Linked DNA regions of Mus musculus: region 1 is linked to region 2. A link is a loop called in an ENCODE intact Hi-C map of the cell type or tissue named here. Cell type or tissue: left cerebral cortex. All regions are shown on one strand.

The links. A loop is a pair of places that touch in the nucleus more often than their neighbours do. Peaks named below come from ENCODE experiments on the same cell type or tissue, not always from the same donor. Only the 100,000 strongest peaks of a DNase experiment are listed, where the experiment ranks them.
Region 1: it touches region 2 in a loop (4-fold over the local background); 3 of 42 quality-filtered maps call a loop at or near these places.

The regions. Positions count from the first base shown.
Region 1 is chr8:104,045,238-104,053,237 of GRCm38, reverse strand. No RefSeq gene overlaps it. Among named protein-coding and RNA genes, the nearest start is that of Gm39236, 11 kb to the left of the region's middle. In left cerebral cortex, CTCF peaks have their summits at 973 (motif pointing right), 2,104 (motif pointing right) and 4,067; DNase peaks (open chromatin) are centred at 3,363, 3,850, 4,498, 5,006 and 5 more places; H3K27ac peaks cover 3,015 bases.
Region 2 is chr8:102,785,767-102,793,766 of GRCm38, reverse strand. No RefSeq gene overlaps it. Among named protein-coding and RNA genes, the nearest start is that of Cdh11, 4.7 kb to the right of the region's middle. In left cerebral cortex, a CTCF peak has its summit at 3,267; DNase peaks (open chromatin) are centred at 3,275, 5,247, 6,983 and 7,581; H3K4me3 peaks cover 1,243 bases; H3K27ac peaks cover 1,462 bases.

The DNA.
Region 1 (8,000 bases), 1.3 Mb before region 2:
TGCCGGGGATCACAAATTAATTAGTGTAGTTTGTGGAGGAGGAGGCCCTTCCAATATGTTTGATGGTGTTAAGCCAGGTCTAGGTGTCTAGTGACTCAGCAGAGGGCTGAGCCCCACCATCATCAGTAGGAGGCAATGCTCTTAGTCTACATAAGGGACCCAGGTAGTCTGGCAGGTTGGGTGGGGCTCAGTCTCCAAGAATTCCATGCTGGGAAATTGTGCTGTACCCTAATCAGGTTTGTCAGTTTGCTGGTTTATCCAGAGCTGGGATGCCTGCTGCACATCTCAAAACTCCCAAAGGAATCCCCGGGCCACATCCATCTGTTATCCTCTTGAAGCCCCCCTCCCTCCCCGGAGCCTAGAAATCCATAAATGATAATGTCATGTCCCAGGGCAGTGGTTGAGAGCCACTAACACTGCGACCCTTTAGTTCCTTATGTTGTGATGAATCCCAACCGTAAATGGATCCCATTACTACTTCACAACTGTGATTTTGCTACTGCGATGAATCATAAGGTAAATATCTGATATGCAGGATATCTGATGTGCAACTCCTGTGAAATGATCTTTCAACACCCAAAGCAGATAGCAACTCACAGGTTGGAAACTGTTGTCCTAGGGGGTCATGTGTCTTCCCTAAATATTCTGGCCTTGCATCGTCCCTATGGGGGAGTGAATAGCAGCTACAACCTGCCTTGTTTATTCCAGTCCTCCTTGATGCCAGGTTGGCAGAGCTATCCTCCTGCCTCACTAAAGGACCTTGGACAAACAGCTTTGAATCATCCACACTTACGGTATGTTTTCCCCAAGTTTCTGGTACTGAGAACGTCTTCACACATATTAGTTATATCACTTAAAAGCCTTGGTGCACTTTGCAGGAGACATTGCTGCTCCCATCACATGTAGTATAATTAATTAATTTTTATTTTATGCGCATGAGTACTTAACTTGCATGCATACCTGTGCACTGAATGTGTGACTAGTACCTGCAAAGGCCAGAAGGGGGCATGGAATCCCCTGGAACTGGAGCTACAGATGGTCGTGAGATGTTATGTGAATTCTGGGAGCTGAACCTAAGTCGTCTGCAAGAGACCTCCTCTAACCACTGAACCATCTCTCCGGGAGCATTGTAAGATACAGAGAGGAAGATTTTTCAGGGAACATCTCTCCTGTTCTCAACTGCTCCTGCAAAGGACACAAGGCTCAGCGCCCCCCCCCCTCCCTCCTTGCAGGGCCTTAGGGAGAGTTCCCTGTGCCTATTTTAGCAAAGATTTTGTTGCCTCCAGTTAAGTGAACATCACCCTCCAGCTGGTTTCCTGGCAGTCAAGGAGTTGAGACTCCAAAAGCAATTTCTCCCCAAGGAGCTGTTTTATGGGTCATTCCTGCAGAAGACTCAGCCTCCCTGGGCAGTTAAGACTTCGAAGGAGATTTCTTCCCTTGGAGATGTTTTAGGGGTCATTCTTACAGAAGACACACCCTCCCTGGGCATCCTGCCTGGTGTGATGCCCTGGACCTGGGAGAAGGGAGCAGAGGGCAAGCCCAATCAGGGCAGAGCTGTGGGCAGTGCGACACCCAGACCGGTGAATAGTGCTAGGACTGCCTGGAGGTAAGCATTGTTATTGCAACCGGGCATACTTTTCCTCTTCTCTCCAAGACGAAAGTAGGCAGAAAACTTAGGTAAGTGCCTTAATAAGAGGGCTGTCACAGGCTCAACAATAGCTATTAAAAACTACCAATTATTTACATACGGGGGAGGACTTTTAGGTGCACTTTTCAAGCCCACATGGCGTGGATAGCAGAGTTAATTTCCTGCTCTTGGACTGTACTTAAACATTGGTTACCAAGGGCACTAGGGAGTTAAAGATCCCTCACAAGCATTCAGACTTCAAGCTAATGGAATTTCCACGGGCCTCCGAGGCACTGCGAAGATTCTGCACTCAGCACAGAGGCGGGCTTTTCAGGTGTCTGACCCAGAAGCCAAGCTCAGGAGATCTCAGGAATGCCCTGAGGTGTGCTGGATAGAGGGGACCTGACCTTGTTTTTTTCCCAGCCTGGAACTTCCCATTCAGAACATTTGCAGTGGATGTCGATTCCTTTGACGGTCACTAGGGGGAGCCAGGGCTCTCAGCAAAGGCTTCTCTTCTGCTGCTTAAATCTAGCCCAAGGAGGTTGTTCAGCATTCGGGATTCTCTTCTCTCTTCCTTTCTTTTTTCACTTCCTTTTGAGACAAGGTCTCTATACGTAGCCCACGCTGGCCTTGGACTTGCGGTCTCCCTTCCTCAGGCTCTTGAGCACAGCCATTATAAATGGGCACCGCCACTCTTGGCTAGTATCCGGGATCCTAAAAGCTCTGTTGGCATAGGGACAGCGTGGATGGTGACTGACCTGGAAGAGTGTTCACATAATCTCTTCCAGGAAAACTTCTAGAGGATTCTCACCCCCACCACCCATCTATGACACCCCTGGCTTTCCTAAGCCCCCATGTGATTTCCCTGGGCACTGACATGGCCTCTCTAGGAAGAAGGAAGCCAAAGACAGGGTCTACTTGTTCTTTCTCTTCTTAATCTTCCTCCCAACATCACCTCTTTTATTACACTTTTCCTATGTTCGGGGGTTGTTCCATGTTCTGGGTTTGTAGGAGCTGGAGGATGGTGGACGTGAGCCACGGAAATGATGAGTTGGAGACACGGGGATTTGATTAAAGCCTGGAACATTTGCGGAAACATGGAATATGGAAAATAAAATCCCATTTGGTGAGCAGGTCTTTTTAATTATGGCTCCACATGGAGCAGCCAACGTGCTGTTCTGTTAATGCAGCCTGCTGGGTGGGGGGCTCACATGTAAGATGGGGTCGGTACCCCCAGTTACCCACAACCCTGTGTGGGGAGCCACATAGAGCAATGGGAGAGAGGTTTTCTTATCTGCATCACCCACAGCTCTTGTCCCCAGATGAGACAATGCATCCTTGTTTTTCTTCCAGTGCTCCACACAAGCCCAGTTAGGCTGTTGGCATGTACCGCCCCTCTTGGTCTGTCATTGGACAGTGGATTCCATCAGAGTGAGGATGGAGGGCTGTCTAAGCAGCCTGCAGCTTGTCACTTCTCAGGGAGTGGTTTGGGCTTCTCCATCGATGATGGTCTCATTCATGTGGGTAAGGACTTAGATATGATTTTCAACTGTGGGGATTGGTACTGGCCACGGGGACTTACGGGTCACTCTGAGGAAGAACTGGCCCATGAAGCAGGTGGCACAGGGCTCTGGGATGAACATTGAGCCCTGGAGACGACTAAGTTGCAGGACAGACTGAGGTACCATTTTCTTCAGGTGGCCCAAATGCTGCTACAGTTAAGTAATTAGGAGGAATTGCCAGAAGCCAGATTCAGTGTTTGCAGCACTGGATCACGGATGAGAAAGGGATACTTTGAGAGCTCCACCATCATGTTGGTGATGTAATGGCCAGTGTCCATGGACTCTTCAGCTTTGCCCTGCCCACCTGCTCTTCCGCCCCCACCCCTGTCCCCTACCCCCCTTGAATAGAGATCGAGTAGGATCTGGGCTTGGCCCTGCATCTTCAGCAGGCAGCAGTCTTCCATTTGGTTTAACTCGCTGTTTTCTCTCCCGGCTGCTACTGAGAAGGTTTTCATACGCTGCACAAAGATATATATGATTTTCTTTAAATATATTTTAAGAATTAAACACGAATTGAGTCATTCTAAAGAAGAATAGTAAGCAATCAACAGCACTGGTGGTATGGATGCGAATGTGCCCCAAATCCCAGTGTTGTTCACGAAGGGTGGGAGGCATGTTGGGAGCAGTCTATGGAGATTTCAGTTCTGACTCACACACTGGGGGCGAGGGGCCTTGGATCTCTCGGAACTTAAGTTTCCACATCTATAAACGAGGCTAAAAATGACCTAGGTGGGTATCCAGGAGGAACCAGTGAGGTAATGCTCACTAAATACTTGTACATCACTAAAAGTTAGATTGCAGCTAAGGTGGGTGGAGACTGTAGGGGAGAGAAGCAGTTTTTCTTATCCCCAGTAGAGGAAGGGTGCATGGCTCTAGGTCATGAAGGGAGGAAGGACGTCCCTTGTGGAGTATTCAGGAAGGGGCCAGGGAATATGTGCAGGGCCCATGGGATGAGGCAGAAGAGCCCTTCTCACCTCTACCCCTGATTGGCCACCTGAGTTCTCCTTCTAAGATTTTAGACTTAATGTTCATAATAAAATCCTGGCTATGTTAACTTTGGAGGCTCCTAGTATGGAGGGCTGGGCTCTCTGCTGGGTGTTCAGTAATAATATGCTAGTGAGAATGTTTACAGCTGATGAGAATTGTAACCATCACCCAACTGGAAGGAAAGAGGACCGTGCCTGAAAAATAACGAGTGGCTCTCTCCTCTGCTCATTCATTCATTCACCACATATTGATCGAGTAGCAGGTGTTAGTGTTATAGCCTTCTCTGAAACCGGGAGCTCTTCCCTCTCTGAGACAAGCCTAATTTTAGTCCTTTAAACTCAGAAAAAGGCAGAAATTCCAGGGACTTTGTCATTTGGATGTGTGTGCAAGAAGTCTGTGGTTCTTTGCTTTTTAAGTATTTACGTGGCATTCAGTTCTCCCCTTCTTCCTCTCTCCCTCCCCTCTCTGTCTCTGTCTGAATGTTTGTCAGTCTCTCTTGCTCTCTCTCTCTTACGCACACGCGCACACACACACACACACACACACACAGAATATAATGCATCCATCTATCTATGCAGATTATTGGATTATTAGCCTTGCTAGTCTATTGGGGGTTAAATTTAGAGCCTCACCCATGCAAGCGAACACCAAACCACTGAGGTGTTCTTCCGGTCTTGCTCTGTTTCCTCAGAAATTAAGCAGGAGAGAACAAACACCCGAAGCTCAGGCTTAGGCACATTTCCTGGCTGCTCTGATACTGAGGAGCTAGCTCCTTCCAGAGACAGACTTTTCTCACCTCCCACATGAGGCTGGCTTAGCTTCCACATGGTTCTCCGCATTCCCACAATGCTCATCTCTAAGCTTCCATGCATACTGCTCCCCTTGTCTGGAGACTTCTGTCTTCCTCAGCATCAGAGACATCTGTCCTCCTTTATGTAGCTGTCCCCAGACTTTCCAGCCTTTTTTGTTCTGGTATTCCCACATTCCACATTCCAGATCACCGCCTGGGATTGGAGATCTGTTCCATGAACACTTAGACTCCCATTTAGACTCGGCTTTAGTCCTGAGCCTGGGAGGCAACTCATGGCAACACGTCTAGTTTTAAGACCCACATTTGCAGAAAACTCTTTTATGCATGAAGGTCAAGTCCAACTTGAGCAGGTGAGCTCTCTATGATCTCATTCATAGCTCATAAGAGGCATGCACTAAATATATGAGAAGGCGTTCAACATCATTAGCCATCTAGGAAATGCAAAGTCAAACTACATCAGAGAGCCCTTCTCACTCCATTCAGAATGGTTATCACGAAAAGAAAATCAAACAATAATGAATACTGGCGAGGATGCCTGTGTGTGGGGTGGGATGGGGAATATAAACTAGTCACTATGGAAACAGTATGGAGGCTCCTTAATTAGAGATAGGACCACCGGATAATCTCACATACTGCCCCTGGGCACATAAGTCAGCATACAATAGAGATCCCCACACATCCATGTTTACTATGGCCAGATTGTGGAATCAGCATATGTGACCAGTAACAGATGAATGGCTAAAGAAAACCTGGAACTAATACACAATGTGGTTTTATTAATTTATAATGAGCAATGGAATTGTGTAATTATTAGGAAAAAGGGTTATAACTGGAGATCATAATGTTATGTGAAATAGGCAAGTCATAAAGACAAGGAGGGCATATTTCCCCTCATATATGAAAGCTGTAATCAGAAGGAACAGTAAACCATAAAGCAGGAGGGAGACAACTTGGGAAGAGGAAGGGAACTGGAATATGAAGTGGAGGAGGGATAGGGGACGAGAGCAGGGGATGGAGGGGAGAGAAAGTACATGACATTCATGTGTGTAAATGTTATACTGAATACACACTAATTTAAAGCAGAATTTAAAAGACATCCCTAGGCTTACACAGCAGGGAGAAATAAAAAGGACAAGGATTTGAATATTATGGTCTAGTCCTTTGTTCATCACTGGCACAGTGCTAGGCTCAGGGGGAGCTGAGGAAGGAGTCCTCTGAATGCAAGCTGCCCCTGCGATGGATTGAACGTGGAGACCTGTCTCATGGGCTTTAAGGGAGTGTAGACATGTCTAATTGTGGCTTCTGCTGCTGGCTGCGTTCTCTCTCTCTCTCTCTCTCTCTCTCTCTCTCTCTCTGTCTTTCTACAAAGCCCCTCTGACAACTCTACCACATGCTTTTGCTGCTCGGCGCTGTCCCTCCCACACTTAAACTCCAAAGCATTTATTTTGCTTTGTTTTATTCCCCAAAGGCTCTGAGATGACTTACAAGAAAACATTTGATAAGAGTCATAATAAAATATAAATAAGAACAGCGAGGGAAGACACTCTTCACACTAGGACGATGCATTTCCCGGATCCTGTGACCCTTCTGAACCACACTTCCCTCCATTGCTCAATCCTTGGGTGCAGAGAGGTCTCACAGTCACACGATCTAAGGACAACACACAGCAGCCTCCTGCTCCGTGTGCCTCCTGCAGCTTCCAGGTAAAGACGCAAGGCTTCCCCAGGGTCCTTGTGCATGCACGATCAGCAGGTTCCTTCCCAATCAAAGCCACTAATTTGGAAGGCGAGTCACCTTCAGCTTTTCTTAAAGCTCCCTGTCTCCCCTTCTTGATCAGCCTCCTCCTGGTGAGCTGGCTCTGCCTGCTCGCCTTAATCCAGTGGCTTTGCAGGCACAATAAGAATGTTATGCAGAGGGACAATGTCAAAGCCATTGAGGACAGAGCTGAAGCACGTGCCAGAGCTTCATGCCAGGCACTGGGAAGTGTTCCTCATAGGACCCAGAGTGTGGGCTGCAGAGCCACAGGGCTACCAGTCCACCCCATTCTCACAGATGCCTCAAGGCCATCAACCACTGAGCCAGTTGCCTTGCTTTAGAAGGTTGGGTTATTTGGAAGCCCAAATATTTTCCTCCTGGGAACCCCTCTGAAGGATGAAGACGCTGAGCAGTGGAGATGCCAAGTTATGCTTGTTAGGTGATAATGAGATGTGGGAATCTGGAGGGAGCTGGCTTGAGCTCAGAGGTCATCATGGTGACATCTCTCTCCTCTGTTAAGTGAGTGACCTGCAGCTCCATTGGTAGAGGTGGTTTACCCAGGACGTGTGTGATTGTGTGTGATTTTGCAGGGCCTGGGGCCTGTATATCAGTGGACTTGGTCACTAGACTAGAGGAGACCATTTTGATGGATGGTCTATTATACCTTGGAGGACTGGGGTTAGGGAATCTGTAATGGTTTGTATATGCTCGGCCTAAGGAGTGGCGCTATTAGAAGGTGTGGCCCTGTTCCAATAGGTGTGACCTTTTTGAAGTAGGCGTGGCACTGTGGGTGTGAGCTTTAAGACCTTCATCCTAGCTGCCTGGAGGTCAGTATTCTGCTGGCAGCCTTCAGGTGAAGATGTAGAACTCTCAGCTCGACCTGCACCATGCCTGCCTGGATGCTGCCATGTTCCTGCCTTCATGACAATGGACTGAAACTCTGAACCTGTAAGCTAGCCCCAATTAAATGTTATCCTTGTAAGAGTTGCTGTGGTCACGGTATCTGTTCACAGCAGTAAAACCCTAACTAAGGCAGAATCCCAAAGGAGGAGTCTTGGAAAGGGTCATGTTCAACTTCAGCATTGCTCTTGATCAGCTCTGTGGCCTTTGACATTCTGGATCGTCAGGCATTTGGAGGAGGACTGTGACATTGAGCTCGACACACATGGGATTTGCAGAAAAGGTCCAGCCCCACTAGGAATCTTCTCTCTATCTCTCACCTAAGGTAGGTAATCTATAAACAGCAGAAAACTTCTCC
Region 2 (8,000 bases):
TTATTAAGTGAGGAGTGAATTGCGTTTTACAGCTCAGAACTGAGGTGACTCAAAATGGACAGTCTGTTCCAGAATACCATTTCCAAGAAGAAAGCCCTTAAGCCACCTTTGGTGTAAAAGGACTCCAGTTTTTTGGTTCACCTTATGTTACAAGGAAACACCACTATGACTCGGCCTTGAGCCAGAGACAGCCAAGGCAGCTGGGAGAGGGAAAGATGTACAGCATCTAGATCAAATATGGAAATACTAACCTGTCATGCTGAGTGAATTCAACCACCCGAAGTCTAGAACATTAAGAACGATTAAGGATGATTTCTGCCTTTCTTTTCCCAGTACTGAATGAAAGGTCATGAAAATTGGAACACACATCTCCATGGGACTCGCTGTTGTCCAAATTGTAGTCTATTTGCAAAGCAAGCGAGTCTCAAACTTGAATACATTTCCAATGATTCTCCTGGAGAGCAAACACATTTGAATGCTTCTATTCAGGGGTTTTAAAAGGGATGTAAATGTATGCACATATGAACATGGAAATAGCCTTCTGCGAGGTGTCTCAGTAAACCACTTTCCCAGCCCATACAGCAAACAAAGTGGAGTCAAAAAGCGGCTGCAGACTTGTCATCATGCTTACCTGTATACTTGAATTTGGGGAATCCATACACTCTAGGAAAGTTGCCTATAACCCATCATTTTGTAAATTGGATTATCTTTTTAAAACCAGTAAGGGAGGTAGCTATTTTAACTAGCTTCTGAATGCAAACTTGGAAAATCGAAGGCTCTGGTTCTTTATTTTTACTTTTATTTTTTTGTAATGTGAATAATTGGCATCCTTACATTCACTTTGTCAACAAGGGACATTCGTGCCATGCTTAGATTCAAGGAGGTGATCCATCTGCTTTAGGGTTGAGGACTCATTCATTCGGATAGCATTATTTATGCATTTAGTATTCATGAATTCATTCTACAAATATTTACTGAGTGCCTACCATATGCCCAGCCCTGTGTCGGATGCTCAAGTTATAGGAGTGAACAAGGGAGGGTATGTATTTTGCCCTCCTGAAGCTTGTATCTTAGTAGGGTAAGACAACCAACACAAATAAGTCACACACACACACACACACACACACACACACACACACACACACACACACACATCAGACACAGTGCTATTTCTACTAGATACATCTGTTATAGATGGGGATACATTTGTTGAAATGGATAGGAAATGAAGGTCAGAGGTCTTTGGAGTGATGAGTGGGTGCTGCTGCTGCTGAGAGTCAGGGGCAAATCCCATTAAGTGGGCAAGTACTAATAGAGGAAAGAAATAACAGATGGATGAACTGTAAGCAACAGATCAGAGTGTCTTGACGTTGGATTACTTGTCCTCAAATGATAGCAGAGAGACAAATAGGTTATCAAGTAGCAACGGGGATCTGCAAGGTAAACAAGGGCTGCTCATTTCTACATAGCAGAAAAAGGAGGCTTGTGTGAGACAGTTACACTTAGCATCCTTGTGGCGGTCAGGAAACTCAATGCCTTCAAGCCCACAGATTTCTGCATGGAAATGGGGCCATTTTCACATGCATCTCCATGTGTATTTGGTCTTCCTTACTGCACAGCTGCCTTCTAGCTGATATACATTCTCTGTTTCTTTCTTAAAGTTTTGAAAATTTATTTGTGTGTGTGTGTGTGTGTGTGTGTGTGTGTGTGTGTGTGTGTGTGTGTGCATTCATGAGTGTGTATGTGTATGGAGGTCTGAGGAAAGCCCGCAGAAGTCAGAGTTCTAGCCATCCGTGTGTGAGTCTGGGGAGACTGAATCTGAATCTCAGGCTTGCTGGCAACCTCAATTTCAGAGTCATCTTGCTGCCTCTCTTCTCTTTCTGCCTCTCTCTCTCTCTCTCTCTCTCTCTCTCTCTCTCTCTCTCTCTCTCTCTCTCTCTCTCTCTCTGTTGTTCACCTGTTTATCATGGTCTCTTCAATGACATTTATTTACCTATGAGGCACTGTGCTTCAGGATCTGATCTATTTCTCCTCTCTTCTTCCAACTCTTTATCATAGCAAGACTGAAGATCATCACCAAGTTCTCCCTTGAAAGGCGGGCTAATGGGACAGACACCTTGAGAACCAAATACGTACAGACTGGAGCCCCAGCTCTCCTGTTTACCAACTGGAGTCACCTGGCCACTGCATGCAATTCCATCTCACAGCTCTCTCATCTGTAAAATAGGGATGGTAATATAGGCTTTAAAAGAATGTTTTGAGGATTGTTAGTTTTATATATAAATGCTTCTGGAATATCAAACAGGCTGAATAAAACCTAGCGGTTATTGTTATTACATTATTTTTTTCAGCTTGCCCTCTCCCTTTCCATCATGAACCTTGATTAAAAGTGAGGACATTGTTATAGCGATTTGAAGTGAAGCTGAATGCTTCTTCGGTCATTTGTCTCTAATATTTTGGAGAATTGTATTTGTGTCTATGAGAACCCACGGACCTGAAAACCCAAGATGGCCCTGAGGGGGAATGAGGGAAAGCTGCTTCTGCCTCTTGGAGTAGGCATCAGCTGCTCTAACATGTCCTACTCCTCTGCAAGGAAATGATTCCTCACTCAACTCTGAAGTTTCTCCCACCACAAAACAACAACAACAACAAAAACCATATTCCATTTTCCCATTGTTTTAACTATCTGTCTGGTCCTGTAGTATGTTCTGGCCAACAGGGTATAAGTTAAAAGAGAAAGTCTCCGGTACTGGACCTCACTACTCAGGAGCCTTGTATATTCCCACTCCATGGTGTCTTATATGGTTTACTTCACTGTGAGAATATGAGCAGCGTAATCTCGGAAGGATGAAAAGAAATTCAGAAAGACAAACTGAGTTTTCACAGGCCAACTAACTCTAGACCTAACAACCCAACAAACTCACAGATAAGATAGTAAATTTTATTTTAAGACACTGAGTATGGGAATCATTTGTGGTATAATATTAGCATGGTACTATTTAGCTAATACCCTGGGCTTAATCCACTCAGAAATACTAGCTCATTCAAAAACACTCACTGGCTCATTTTCTTTTGTATGTATCAGACACTGAGCTAGCTTCGAGGAATGGTGGATATTAATAATATGGACATCATCATTTCCCTTAGGGTAGGCTAGAAGTAAGATATAAAAATATTACCTATAGATTTATGAAGGAGGCATTATTTCCTATGAGCAGCTGCCTGCAGTCTTAGTTTACGGAAGACAGTGACCTGCTTGCTCCTAGTGGCAGAAAGGAGAATTGCGCCTCTGAGATTCTTTGCATTTAGTGAAGAGGAAAGAAAACTTTTAACTTAAAAATGTCAGCTCTGTAAGAATCAACCGCTATGAAGAACAAGCTGCATTTATGTGGGGAGGCAAGCAGGGGCTATTCCAAAAGCTGTTGCCTATCTGTGGAAAATGTTCTTCTAGCTGGGCTGTCTTGTCTGACCTCAATGGGAAAGGATGTACCTAGCCAGGCAGAGACTTGATGTGTAAGGTTGGGAGTGGTGGTGTGGGTGGTATCCAGTTGGGGAGCCTCACCCGCCCAAAGGAAAAGGGAATGATGGGAAGGATTGTGGGAGGGATGACCTGGAGAGGGGCAGTGAGCTCACACTCACTGTAAAGTGAATTAAAAAAATATATATTTATGCCCCCTGCACCCTACCCCCACCATACCCCAGAGCTCAACTTCGATAAGCTTTCAAAGTTATAGGGCCTGAGGCTCAGAGAAATGCTTGTCCAGTGTGACTTGAGGGACTTGTGTCAGACATAGAATGCACCCAGAGCCTGTTTATTTCTGATGTTGTCACTGCAAACTGTAATGTTAGAACAGCTTTCAACAGTTGTAGTATTCTAGGCTGAGATTCCTATTGCTGATTCTCACAATTTTAATCTGTAATTATAACATGTATTCTTCTAAATCAGATAAACCAGAGCACCATGATCAAGTGTTATAAAATGATAATAATTGATAGCTCTCACTCTTGGAATCTTTGTTCTATGCTCAACATTTACTATTTCTGAAAGAGTAGACAGCAAATCTCAACAGCAATTGAGGTTCAGGTAATAGTTCCATTTTGCAGACCTGGAAGCCACATTTGGGGATAGGTAACAGACTGCTCAAAATCATGCAACCATTGAGAGATTGCTGCGTAGGGGTATCCTCTGAGGTAACATTCTGTCCTTAGGAGAAGCTCTTAAAAGGTGAAGCATTTTATCCTCCATAGAAATCCATTAAGCTCAGCAAAGAAACAATTCGATAACTTCAGGAAATCCCTGAGACTGACCAGATTCACTCATCGTCCCCTTTTCCAAGTTCATATAATCAGCTGTATAAACTGTTGGGAGACAGTTTTGGAGAAGCCAGGCTGTGTGGAAGAGACACTATGATCTAAGTGTAAGTCATGTAGCAGGCTTCAGAGGTCTTTGGTGGGTCGTGCTAGTCTAGGCTTTTGGTGATGGAGATATTTTGGAGGTATTTCTGCTCCTGGAAGTAAACCTGACAGACTAACAAGTTCACCAAGTTGGACTATGGTGGTATCCTGACTTTGCTGTGGAATGACTTAATGTTTGTTCAATTCTTTCCAGAAATTTGACACGACAGGGACAGAGATGACAGGGACAGAGATGGGATTCTGACACAGCTAAAAAGACATGTGACTCTTTACAGTTTTGATTCTTTCTTGAGAGTTGACACAACATGGTGTTCTCATTCCATCTTTCTCCCTTCACTGCCTTGGGAGGGAATGCACGTATGGAAGCTAAGTCAGTCTGAGGAAATCTACTCTCTGTTTGGATTTTGCCTTACTTGCAAGGTCTTTTACCAAAAGGCCTACTAGAAGAAAAATTTCTAGAAGATCTGGGGACCCTGGGGCTTCTGGCTAGAAATGAAGAATCGCCACCTAGGCCCTGGGTATCTTCAGAGTTAGAGGAAAGGCACATCAAAGGGACCGGGTCCCTTTGATGAGGGAAAGACATGAAATTATCAGCTCTGCTAAACAGATAAAGACAGAGACTAGAGGAAGCTCATTTGGGCTTCCTCGGGTTTGCATTGGGAGGCATAGACAACCTTGAACCATAGTTTTCAACCCCCCTGTAAAGCAAAGCAAAAACACCAAAGAAAATAAGCAGCAGAACTTGGTAGCTGCCTGGGGGAACTTGAGGAGTTACTTCTCTCTCTCTTTTTTTCTCTTTATTCTTTTTCCTTTTACAATCTGAGCTGAAATCACACATTGCTCCACCCAAGTGCTTAATATGGATTTGGAAGATAGATCCTAACATCATCATAAAAAGAAGAAAAATCCTTTCTGAAATGCACGCTGTACGCTGTGTAGGTGTGCTCGCAGAGTCAAGCGCAAGAATGTCTGAGTCCCTAGGAATTAATCTCTTATGAGCACTACGGGGTAGGTAGGGATGAGGCTTAGAGCACTACGGGGTAGGGATGAGGGTTAAGTACTCTAACATGTATAAGGTTCTCTAATGCAGCTCGTAAGAACCAGACTTGAAGAAAATAAGTTTTTCCACTTATTTTCTCTCTTCAAATGCCTTGCAAGAAGTTCCCCCTGTGGGGTTTAGTCGTGGGTCACGGAATGGCCCGCTCATCGTCCTGAAAGAAATGCCTGTTCCTGTTAATGATCATCTGAGATGTTTTAGCAAATCTGTACAACCATCATTGCTGTTTGATTTACAGCGTTTCTGAGCAGAAACTGCTTTCAATCCACTTCAAAATAGCCAGTTCCTGTTTGTAACCTCAACCCCGGGGCAACCACTGCTATGCCGTCCACATCTGTAAACTTGCCTTTTCTAGACATTACATATGAGTGGAATAATGTGTCGTATTGCATGTGGCTTTTAGCATATTTCTGAGGTTCCTCCGTGATGTGACAAGTGTCTTGATCCCTCTCCTTTCTCTTGCTGAATAATATTCCATTGAATGGATACATCACCTCTTACGTGCCCGCCTCATCTCTCCTTGGCTATTGTTTCCCATATACACTCCAATGGAACTAAAGCAGGTATGAACATTTCACGTGACTATTTTGGTGTGGCAGGTTTTTTGTTTTTCTTTTTCTGATTTTGAGAAGAACCTTGGTGTAGAATTGTGCAAAGACTGTTGATTCAAGTGTGCAGCGCCACTTGAAACCTACCAAGAGAAGTTCAGCTTCATTGTAAATATTCGATGATGTTATTGTTCATGAAGTGGATGGATAGTCTAAAGAACAAGTAATGTCACTTAGTGAACTCTGGACAGAAAGCAAACGCGATGCCCAGCTCAAGTCCCATCACAAGTAAACAGGCTCAGACTGGGCTACACCTCGAACTGGAGTCCATGAGCCTATCCTCCACGGTGCTCTCCTCACTGCAGGCTCCAGCAAGAGGTTACATGGATGTTAGCTGTAGGTTTTGCTCGTTCCCTTCATGCAGCGCGGTAAAGATTGGAAAATCCAGGAGCTGTCATAAATGCCAGGGTTAGTGGGACACTTTCCGTTCGTTCCTCCCTCCCTGTAACTTCACTTGTTATGTGGGAATGATTAGGTAGCAGCCCCTCTGTTCTTTTACAGTGGGGACTTCCGGTGGTGGTTTGGAACGTGCCCAAAGTTTTAGGGCTTAGATCCGACTTCAGATGAAAGGACAGAGCCAAAGAAATCAAGAAGAAAGAGAAAACCTAACCCAATGGTGGTAGAAGGGGCTTAGGTCCCTGCACCAAGATGAGCAGGTAGAAAGCTCAGCTAGCAGTCTCCAGACAAGTACCGGATTCCCCCCACCACCACCTCCCCCCCCCCCCTGCTTGCTAGTCTTCCCCCCACACCCCTCCGGCGCCCAGCAGCTGCTACCAGCGGCGGCGTGTGTTGTGGCGGTGGCGGTGGGAGGCCTGGAACTTTGGGCACGATCCGGAATGAGGGAAGAGGGAAGCTGGGAGATGAGTGAAGTGGGTAGCTGAAAGCTTAGCGCCCCCTTTCCCCAAAAGAGTGGGCAGTTTAAAGGCCACGTCCACACGGAGTGACAGGCGCTTCCTTTCCAACAGTATGGTTACTGTGGGTGGGGGGTAGGGGCGGCACCCAGTGTCACAGGGACCTGGAGATGCTGCGGAAAACGCAAGCACAGGGCAGATATTCCAGCGGTCTTGTCTGCGCCTTGGTTCCTGATCTCATTTCCAGGAGCCCGACGGGGACCGTTGATCTGTGAGAGTTCCGGGTCCCCAGGACTGGTGGCTAAGTGCTTTGGTGGTGGGATTCAGCCACCATTTGTTCTCCCTGGGTTCTCAAGTGCCCTTCCCATGCGCTTTGGGTCCTGGCGCTCTCTTCCATTGGTGGCCTCTTTTCTTTTTTTAACTTCTGATTCCTGTTAAACTCCCCCTTTAGGTCTTCCTGCTTCTGCTGCATAGTCCAGCTTTTGTCCCTTGTCATTTTATTGTTCTTTTCCTGAGGTCGCCACTCCCAAGCCACCGCGACTTTCCTCAAAAAATCCCTTTTTATCCTTCGCCCATTGGAAACTCTACTTCTGCTCTTTCTAACATCTTCCAGACTGGAAACTTGTCCTAATCCAAGGTCCCCACTGAAGCATGGATCCTTAGTTCCCAGTCACGGTGCGGGTCCCCACGCTGCTCTAGGTAGGAAGAGCGCCCCGCCCCGCCCAGTCCCTGGCGCTTTTTTTTTTTTTTTTTGAAGATCCAGTTCTTCTGCCCAGACACTGTAAAGTGGACAGGAATCAGGTTGGGGTATCCTTTGCTGGGTTCTCGTGAGAAAGATATAAACAGGGGGCTGAGTCAGGGTGCGGGTATTCTTCACGTAGGCCCATCCTCTGGTCGAATGGCATTCTCTTTGGGGCCTTGAGGGGCTCTGTGGTGTCCATTCTGGGAGGCAACAAGTGAAACTGCCGGATGGGGGTGTTGCTTGTAATTGGCTGGAACAGAAGCTAGAGACTCTGTCCTGGTGGGGCTGACCCTAAAGAAGGCTTTGCATGTAGGGTAGAACAACAT